Linked DNA regions of Homo sapiens: region 1 is linked to region 2. Evidence: chromatin loops called from intact Hi-C (ENCODE). Cell type or tissue: MCF 10A. All regions are shown on one strand. Each heading gives the region's core, and the rest is flanking DNA. Links, peaks and the distances in the headings are about the cores only.

Region 1 (5,381 bases), core at 115-5,114, 140 kb after region 2:
GGTAGATGGACCACAGATTTCTTCCATTCCTGTATGCATGACCCTTTGCAATGTGACTTCTACTCAGGGAGAGGTAGGGTCTATTTTCACACCCTTGAATCTAGGCTGGCCTTTTGACTTATGGGGTGACCAATAGAATGCAGAGAAATGGACACGATGAAGCTCCTGAGGCTGGGCCCTTGCAACTCTTGATAGTTACAACCCTTAGTTTTAAAACTTTGCAGCTTCTACTTTCACTCTCTTGAAATGCTGCCCCCAGACTGCCGTGTAAGGAAGGTGGTCTAGGCCACCTGGGAAAGAACTGAGCATCACCAGAATGAGGTCACGTGAGGGTACCTCAGACCTTCCCACCCAGCCAAATCTGCATCTGAGTGCAGCCTTATGACTCAACTAAGGTGAAATCAGAAGAGAAATTGCACAGCTATCCCATCTTCTCATGAGAAGTAATCTATCTGTTGTTTTAAGACATTAAGTTTTGGGATCTATACTTGTTATGCAGCGAAACAAGTATAGATTAGTGAAACAAGTATGTACTCTTATTTTGGTCAGGCTTCTGTTGCTCAACACGTTTGTAAGATTGTTCCATATTGCTGCATGTAGTTGAATACCATTCGCTCTCATTGCTGTATCCTATTCCATTGTATGAAAATATTGTAATTTATCCATTTAATTACTGATGGACATTTGGGGGTAGTTTCTAGTTTGGGACCCTTACAAATAGTTCTGCTATGAACATCTTAATAACATGTCTTCTGGTGAACATCCACAATACCTGTGTTTATTACATAAATAGCAGAGGACTTGCTGGGCCGTACATAGGGGAATTCACATGATCAGTTTTAGTATATACTGTCAATTTTCCAAAGAGGTTGTACCAATTTACTTCCCAGCAGCTGTGCAGAAGCATTAGTAGAGTTTCAGTTGTTCCACGCCCTTGTCAACGCTTTGTGCCCTTGACCTTTACAACACTCCATTTTAAAGATGAGTGTGTAGATGTTGAAAAGTGCACAAGGGGAATGTTTGCTCCATGAGCCAATCACGGAAGGAAGCTGGGCCAGCTGGTTTTGGCATCTACCTTCTCCCTGACAGCTCCAGGGAAGAGGCCAGACTTTAACAATAAAAACTTCTATGTGTAGAGTGCCCTGTATTTTACATACTACTTTCACAGTCATAACCTTATCTGATTCTTCTAACAAAACAACACTCTGAGAAAGGCATCATGGAGATTATTATCTCTGTTCTACAGAGAAGAAAAAGTGACTTTCCCAGGATCACTCAGTGTGTGGTGGAGCCCAAATGGGAGCTCGGGTCTTTGACATGCAGACTGGCTCTGGCCACCAAGGCCCTCTCTGGCATCATCCTGGTGGTAGTGGGCATAAAGGCTGAGGGGAAGGGGGCAGGTAGAGGTGTTTGTACCTATGGAATAAGCGACATGGGTTTAAACACCATGGACAGAAGGAACATCCAGCCCGTTCCCATATGTTATCTCTCCAGGTTCTGGAACATAACATCCTGCCTATTCAAGATCCTACAGACAGCAAATTGAAAATCCCAGCTTTGGGCCGGGCACGGTGGCTCACGCCTGTAATCCCAGCACTTTGGGAGGCCAAGGTGGGAGGATCACTTGAGGTCAGGAATTCGAGACCAGCCTGGCCAACATGGTGAGGCCCCGTCTCTACTAAAAATACAAAAATTAGCCAGGCATGGTGGTGCATGCTTGTAATCCCAGCTACTCAGGAGGCTGAGGCAGGAGAATTGCTTGAACCTGGGAGGCAGAGGTTGCAGTGAGCTGAGATCGCACCACTGCACTCCAGCCCGGGCCACAGAGCAAGACTCTGTCTCAAAAAACAAACAAACAAAAAAAAAACAAAAAGAAAAGAAAAGAAAAGAAAATCCCAGCTTTGGATCAGGGGGTTGGTGTTACCTGGCACTGCGTATTCAGATGCTGGACTCAGTTCACCTGGATTAATTTTTTGGTAACTGGCTAACTTCATGCAATAACAATGCAGATGTTTAAAATGAGGCTGCATGGAAGCTGTCTGTGATTCACCCTACATGAAAAACACAGGTAACAAAAACCATCGTACAGCATCATCCTATTTTGGTAAAAATATCTCCATACACATGTCTGTACATTCATAGATAAAGACTTGGAAGAAATGTGGCAAAAATACTAACAGTGTTGTATCTGGGTATTGAGTTTAAAGATGAATTTATTTTCTTCTTTGTTCCTTTCTATATTGCTTGATTTCTTTTGCAGTGAGGATGTACCAGTTTTTTTAATTTTATTTTTGAAATAGAGAATACATTCACAAAGTAATAATCAAGAGTCTAAAAGATTATACAATAAAAATTCTTCTCTCGTCCCTGTCTGCCTTCCATCTGGCTCCCTCCAGAGGTAAACAGTGTGACCAGCAACTAGTGTATCCTTTTAGAGACTTTATGCACATATAAGCAAATATATGTTTGTTTTTTCCTATTATCACTTTTACAACCAAAATACAATAAAACTACCTTGATTTTGAAGAAAAGGCTGTAGAAGACTCTTTGATTATATAAAAAGATGAAAAGTGAAAAACAGAGGCTAGAAAACTACATACAGTGTGACATTTTATATGAAATTATATAAAGTATATATATTATTTTAAAATATATAAAATATATATTTAAAATGTAAAGAGAGACAAAAGCTATAATCCAAATGTGTGGGCAATTATCTCTGTGTCTAAAGTTTTAGGTGAGTTTATTTGCTGTCTTTTTTTTTTTTTTTTTGCAACAGAGCCTCGCCCTGTTGCCCAGGCTGGAGTGCAGTAGCACGATCTCGGCTCACGGCAACCTCCACCTCCCAGATTCAAGCAATTCTCCTGCCTTAGACCCCTGAGTAGCTGGGATTACAGGCACGTGCCACCACGCCTGGCTAATTTTTGTATTTTTAGTAGAGACAGGGTTTCATCATATTGGCCAGGCTGGTTTCGCACTCCCGACCCTGTTATCCACCCGCCTCAGCCTCCCAAAGTGCTGGGATTACAGGTGTGAGCCACCGCACCCAGCCTGAAAACTAAGGTTTTCCATTAAATTTGGTGCCAAAACTTACCTGATCTTGTGATGTTTATTCTTTTCGGTGTCAATATTCATAATAAGCTGCAAGATATCAATGTTTGAATATAGGGTACTGCCCCAGATCCCACTGGGAGAATTGGGAGAGTTGGCAAATGCATCATCTTACCTTCCTAAAATTATGAAAAATTCTGAATTCTGAAACACACTTGGAACCAAATGTTTTGAATAAGGGATTGTGACTTGGAAAGCAAATTCAGATGCTGCACACAGCAGAGGCCGGGGGTGCCCATCCCCAGGCTGGGATTCACGTTGCCCTGCCTAAGGTGTCAGGTCCTTGGGAGCCTTTATGAATCTGAAGCTGAATATAATCAGAAGGCATCAAGGAGTATATACTGGAGGTATGTCTCCTAAATCAGTACTCTTCACTTGTAATGAATGTGTCTCTGAATCTCCCAGGGATCTCGTAAAAATGCAAATTCTGCCTCCGTAGGTCTGGAGTGGGTCTGAGATTTTGCATTTCTGTTTTTCTTTCTTTCTTTCTTTCTTTCTTTCTTTCTTTCTTTTTTTTTTTTTTTTTTTTTTTTTGAGACGTAGTCTCGCTCTGTTGCCCAGGCTGGAGTGCAATGGCACAATTTTGGCTCACTGCAATCTCCACCTCCCAGGTTCAAGCGATTCTCCTGCTTCAGCCTCCCGAGTAGCTGGGATTACAGGTGTCCATTACCACACCCAGCTGATTTTTGTATTTTTAGTACAGATGGGGTTTCACCATGTTGCCCAGGCTAGTCTCGAACTCCTGACCCCAAGGGATCTGCCTGCCTCAGCTTCCCAAAGAGCCAGGATTACAGGTGTTAGCCACCATGCCCGGCCAGATTTTGCATTTCTAACAATCTCTAAGTGATGCCTATGCTGCCGGAACTGTCCTAAATGCTAGACAAGCCTCAGGCAAGGCTCTGAGTGATGATGACATGGTGGCCCCCTAGGGAGAGTTGCCCTCTGCCCTTGACTGGGGCCTGCTAAACACTGACCATGCCGGATTCTAAACCTGCTGCACTCATCACCTTTTCTCCATCCTTCTGCCCTCTGCCACCTCTTCCTTCCCAGATGAGTTAAAACCACCCCACGCCTCTGCTCCAGACATTGGCTGGGCTCCACCGAGTCTCATGACTCTTCACTCACCCGGGTCTAAGGTACTGCTTAGGTGAGGTGCTTTTCCAGATGGCTGATCTTGCCCCCACAAGCATGAACTTTATAAATTAGTTTAACTCTCAAGTTCCTGAGATGCCTCACTATCTCTCCCGGGTATCTCCCTGGAAAAATTTTTCACTGTTGGCAAAGCACTCCTTAGCCTGACCACCCACAGACATTATGATAATGCATAGACTCACTAGACAATTAGTGACCTGGAAAAAAGCCATGACTTTTTAAATTTTATTTTATTTTTCTGAGACAGAGTTTCGCTCTTGTCGCCCAGGCTGGAGTGCAATGGCGCGATCTCGGCCCACTGCAACCTCCGCCTCCTAGGTTCAAGTGATTCTCCTGCCTCAGCCTGCAGAGTAGCTGGGATTACAGGCACCCACCACCATGCCTGGCTAATTTCTGTATTTTTAGTAGAGACGGGGTTTCACCATGTTGGCCAGGCTGGCCTCGAACTCCTGACCTCAAGTGATCTGCCTGCCTCGGCCTCCCAAAGTGCTGGGATTACAGGCCATGCCTGGCTATGACTTATTTTATTTTTATTTCAATGCTTACAATGTCATGACTGACTTCTTACCTGCCCTACCTGCTTATCTTTTTAAGTTCTGGATACCCTGGTTGCAGAAAACTCAGACTTAACTTACTTTCTAAGTGAACTTTCTTACTACAAAAGTAATACATATTTGAGAACTTGGAAAATGTAAGCAAGAAGAAAGCGAAAACATGAGTGGCCATCACCCAGAGATAAAATTGTGACATTTTGCCTCATGGTCTTGCAGTCTTTATACATAAATTATGCTTTACAAAATCTGGCTTATGCTACATTCTCTCTTTCTTTCCTTTTCTTTTCTTTTCCTTCCCCTCCCTCCCTCCCTCCCTTCCTTCCTTCCTCCTTCCCTCCCTTCCTTTCTTCCTCCCTCCCTCCCTTCCTTCCTTCTTCTTTCCTTCCTTCCTTCTCCCTCTCTTTTCTTCTTTTCTTTCTTTTTTTCTTTTCTATCTTTCACAGGGTCTTTGCTCTGTTGCCCAGGCTAGAGTGCAGTGGTGCAATCTGGGCTCACTGCAGCCTTGACTTTCTGGGCTCAAGTGATCCTCCCACTTCAGCCTTCTGAGTATCTGAGACAACAGGC
Region 2 (5,381 bases), core at 240-5,239:
GCCCTGATCACCTCCCATCTTGATTTCTATGATAGCCTCCTAACTGGTCTTGCTGTTCTCTCTCCAATTCATGTTTCACTCTGCCATTAGATTAGCATTTTCTAAGGCATTGATTTAGTGCTATCACTCCCTGATTCAGAAGCCATCAATGTCTTCCCATTGGCTATCAGAGTCGAGGCCCTGCACAATCTAGTCACAAGCTGTCTTCAGTCCCACTCCTACTCTTCTGAGATAGGAACACTATGCTCCTTGCCTGCTCCCCAAACTTTTCCCACCTATGTCACTTCCCTCCACTTCAAACGCCACCTCCACAAACATCTTCACTTGCCAAAACCCAACCCAGCCTTAAATGGTAATATCCAAAGTGACCTCTCCTTCTTCTCATCACTGTAGTTCTTTCTTTGTACCACTTACCTCACACTGCTGGATTATAAGTACACTGAAGAAAGAAGACACATCATATATATTTTTTCATTTATTCACTCATTCAACATATATTATTAAGCACTTACAGTGGGCCAGGCACTCAGTGAGGTGCCGGATATTTATATAGTGAAGACAGAGAGAGCTCTGCCACTCGCAGAAGTCAGTCTGGCAGTAGAGGGTGGCAACAGACAAGCTGTGAACCCCAATAGTGGCTATGAGAGAAAAAGTGAAAGAGGAGAACTTCATCTTGACAGTGGTCAGAAAAAGCTTATTCCCAAATAAGTCATATGTAAGCTGAGACCTAAAGAATGAGTAGAAAATAGCCAGGCAGAAGGGGGAAGAAGAAGTCGAAGAAAAAGTACCAAAAAAAAAGTCAGAAGGTAAGAGAGGACATGGTTCATTAGAAGAACCTAAAGAAAAAAGTCTTGGCTAGAGCACATAGAACAAGGTGAGAGTGAGTGGCAATGGGGCTGGGGGGAGAGAAGCCAGGTCATAGCCCTGCCTTGTGAGGCTTGTAAACCAAGTGAAAGAGGTTAGGCTTGATCCTAAGGGGAAAGGAGAGTTTTAAGGAAAGATGTATCATGATATTCACATGGTGGAAAGATGGAAGAATGGATGGTCGGGGTAAAGATCAGGGGTTAGGCTTGGCATGGTGGCTCATCCCTATAATCACAGTACTTTGGAAGGTTGAGGCAGGAGGATGGCTTGAGCCCAGGAGTTTGAGATCAGCCTGGGCAACATGACAAAACCCCATGTCTACAAAAAATATAAAAAATAGCTGGGCATGGTGGCACACACATGTAATCCCAGCTACTCATGAGGCTGAGATGGGGGAATAGCTTGAACCCAGGAGGTCGAGGCTGCAGTGATCTGTGATGGTGCCACTGCACTCCAACCTGGCAGCCTGGGCAACAGAGCGGGACCCTGTCTCAAAAAAAAAAAAAAAAAAAGACTAGGGGTAATGCAATAATCCAGATGCAAGAAGACAGAGACCTGGACTAGGGTAATAGCAGAAAAAGCAGAGAGAAGTGGATAGATTTGGATGCTGCACCTAATATGACTTGCTAATTAACCGAATTCAGATGGACCATAAAAAGAAAAGGTCAAAGATGATCACACAAACTTGACCACTGCTTTGTACATAATAGGTGCTCAATAAATATTTGAGGAATGAATGAATTTATAGCAAATAAATGAATGAGCAAATAAAACAATGAATGAGAGGCAGAGAAGAGTTTTTTAAAAATGATTTTTGAAGATTCCTTCTAAGGCAAAGCCATCCCAAGAAGTAATATAGACCCCCAAAAAATTTTATACATATATATTCAATAAGTAAAAGGAACCATTTTAAATATAGGGAATTCTAATTACACTGGCATAGTTAAGGCCAAAAATATAAAGTAGACATTTCTACCTTATTTATCTTCAACCCTTGCCTATATATATATATATATATATATATATATATACATATACATACATCAGAATTTATTGGTTTACACCCTCCCTGTATTTTTCTTTTTTTTTTTTTTTCTTTGAGACAGAGTCTTGCTCTGTTGCCCAGGCTGGAGTGCAGTGGTGCAATCTTGGCTCACTGCAACCTCTACCTCCCGGGTTCAATCAATTCTTCTGCCTCAGCCTCCCAAGTAGCTGGGACTACAGGCACGTGCCACCACACCCAGCTAATTTTTCTGTATTTTTAGTAGAGACAGGGTTTCACTGTGTTAGCCAGGATGGTCTCGATCTCCTGACCTCGTGATCCACCCACCTCGGCTTTCCAAAGTGCTGGGATTACAGGCGTGAGCCACCGCATCCGGCCCCTCCCTGTATTTTTTAAAGGATGAAATCTGGCCAAGGTAAGCTTAGGGGATACAAAGAATTATAAGTGCCTCAGATCACTTTTGATATTTCTGCCCTTCCAAATACTGCCTTCCTGAGTCTCTGCCCAACTGATAATCTGTCAGGATCATCAACAGCTCCTAATTCCCAAAATCCTAGGCCTTTTGGACATGTGCCACCTTTTTTGCCACACTCTTGGAATGGTCCTTTCAATGGTCATCAAAATTGTTCAGAGTTGGATTCATTCATCAAGCATTGATCAAGGGCTTCCTACACGCCACCTGAGGTTGTAACCATGAAAACAATAGGCACAGACCCTTCTCTCGAGGAACTACCAGTCCCCTGGAGCATTTAAATTTACATATGTAAATTTATATATGTAAATGATGGAATGTGTTTTTCTTCATTTACTCATTAAGACGTTTCTTTGGTTGTGGGGACACTGGCCTCAGAAATTACCAGAGGCCTGCAGTTATTTGAAAGGTGTCAAGGAAAGCATGTCATTTTCATAATGTAATATCACCACCTAGTGGTTCCAGAAAACTTTACCAATTGATCCAGGAAAATTTTCTTACAAAGCTATATTCCTGGGAATGACTCTCCACCATTTCTCCAGAACTTTTCTTTTCTCTATCAAGATAATCTAAGGGATGATTCTCTAATATGTATTAGATACCCAATATCTGTTAAATAAATGCATATATACAAGGACAAATGAATTTCATACCCTGGTACCTTATGTCAATGGAAAGAGAAAATTTAGAAATTCCTTCCCAGATTCCTCTGGACTTCTAATCATTTCTATCTAAGAAGGACCTTCTAATCATTTCTATCTAAGGCCAGAGGTATTACTGTCCTTAATTTATCAAGCAATTCCTTTAGTGCATTTGAATAAACTGATTTTTTAAGTGTCACTGTGTCATGGATGAAACCCTCACTCCCTCCCACCAAACCCAAGGGGTTTTCTATAATTCAAAAACATTCTGGGCACGGTGGGTCACGCCTGTAATCCCGGCATTTTGGGAGCTCAAGGTGGGCGGATTACTTGAGGCCAGGAGTTTGAGTCCAACCTGCCCAACATGGAGAAACCCTGTCTCTACTAAAAATACAAAAATTAGCTGGGCTTGGTGGCACATGACTGTAAACCCAGCTACTCAGGAGGCTGAGGCACAAGAATCGCTTGAACCCAGGCGGCGGAGGTTGCAATGAGCAGAGATTGCGCCACCGCCCTCCAGCCTGGGCAACAGGGGGAGAGTCTGTCTCAAAACATACAAAAACAAAATCAATGAAGAACAGCATATGTCACCCCAGAGGTTGGGACCAATACCAAATCAAAGTCCAGCTGGCTCTGAGTATGGGCCTAGAATATCTGAAGATGCTTTCATTGATTATTGCTTCTACACAGGTGTCAAACTGGGCCAGGTGTCACTAGGAAGTGTGCTTAGAAAATTATGGTAACCCAGGCCAGGCACAGTGGCTCACACCTGTAATCCCAGCACTTTGGGAGGCCGAGGTGGGCAGATCACCTGAGGGCAGAGTTCGAGACAAGCCTGACCAACATGGAGAAACCCCGTCTCTACTAAAAATACAAAAATTAGCCAGGCATGGTGGTGGGCACCTGTAATTCCCAGCTACATGGGAGGCTGAGGCAGGAGAATCGCTTGAACCCGGGAGGCGGAGGTTTCGGTGAGCCGAGATCACGCCATTGCACTCCAGCCTAGGCAACAAGAGCAAAACTCTGTCTCAAAAAACAAAAAACAAAAAAAAAAAAGAAAAAGAAAATTATGGTAACCCAAAGCAAGTGGCCTGTCTCTAGCAGGGATCACAAAGTAGCAAAGAACAAAAGAAACTAAGGACTAGTTTCTTGGAAATATAAGCCTCTTAGAACCATATTCCAACAGGCTAAATCTTAAGTCTTTTTGTTGGTTTAAATAAGTAAAGTGAATCTCCAAGCAATACTGGCTATTAATTAAGCCTTACTTCTGCTTCCTTAGGCCCAGATGGTGGGGAAATGGCAGTTAGCAGCAGTTACCTGGCTCCTCCTCTCTCAGAACATTGGGAGGCTGAAGCAAGGGGTTCACGAGTACTCCTCCCCTTCAGTCAATTCTTTTCTACATAGCCGTGTCCTTCCTTTCAGTCTAAGGGTATCCCAGTCTCAGCTGTACATTAAAGAGAAGGAGTAGGAGAGGTGTCAGGATACAGTGGATGAAGACAGGCTGAGCCAAAGTTCTAAGCCCAGGCCCCTTTACTTGCTCACCTTTGACTTTTGGCCTCTCCAGCAGGGCCACTAGGTCTGTTGTGAAGGTCGTGGACCAACTCTAGGGATGCTGCTCATATTATAACCATCTTAGATTTGTACAGTCATTGAGTTAATTTTCAACAGATGATAGTAAAGTGTTTTAAAGGGTGTCTTTTTCTAATTCACTCAAAGGCCCCAAATGGGCTCTCATCAGCCCTGTATTCTGAGCCTAATTTATCAACTGGATACAGTCCACATCTATCTATGTAGTTGGCCAGAGAACCAACTGAAATAGTGAGTGTAAAGCACCTTGAAAACTAACATGGTTTGGAGATTATATTTCCCAGGGTTCTGTTTGTGATTGTCTAAATTTGAGGGATTGCTATGTGAAAGGTAAAACAAGTTTCAGTCTGCAAGTGTTTTATCTCCCTTTGAAAATAGACACAAAAGCTAGCATTCAGATAGTGCATATCTTCTCACTCAAAATCCACCAGGATTCAAAAAGTAACTGTGTACTCATCAACAGGACTTAAAAGAATGTTCCAATTTCTGAGAGTTGCTTCACCAATAAAGTAGTTGAATTTGTTATAAAATAGTTATACCTTCTCTTCTCTGCCTAAGTCTTTAGATAAAATAAGCAAATGGAAGGCAAACCCTGCCTTGTCCTCATCCCTACCACTGACCATTAGGAATTGGGTTTGCTCCAGTGGACAGGTCTGAGGGTAGGCTAATAAGAAGTGAAGAAAATTGTAGGCCAGGCACGGTGGCTCATGCCTGTAATCCCAGCACTTTGGGAGGCCGAGGCAAGCAAATCACCTGAGGTCAGGCGTTCGAGACCAGACTGGCCAACATGGCGAAACCCTGTCTCTACTAAAAA

What was found. Peaks named below come from ENCODE experiments on the same cell type or tissue, not always from the same donor. Only the 100,000 strongest peaks of a DNase experiment are listed, where the experiment ranks them.
Region 1: a loop joins it to region 2, with 10 times the contacts of the local background. A loop is called at or near these places in 2 of 110 quality-filtered maps.

The regions. Positions count from the first base shown.
Region 1 is chr9:113,306,413-113,311,793 of GRCh38, reverse strand. No RefSeq gene overlaps it. Among named protein-coding and RNA genes, the nearest start is that of RNF183, 5.7 kb to the right of the region's middle. RefSeq lists a cis regulatory region at 4,127 and an enhancer at 4,043-4,212. In MCF 10A, for the core only: a CTCF peak has its summit at 2,404 (motif pointing left); a DNase peak (open chromatin) is centred at 2,393.
Region 2 is chr9:113,443,844-113,449,224 of GRCh38, reverse strand. It overlaps a transcript of RGS3 not described here. Among named protein-coding and RNA genes, the nearest start is that of RGS3, 17 kb to the left of the region's middle. In MCF 10A, for the core only: a CTCF peak has its summit at 2,779 (motif pointing left); no DNase peak of the experiment used is centred there.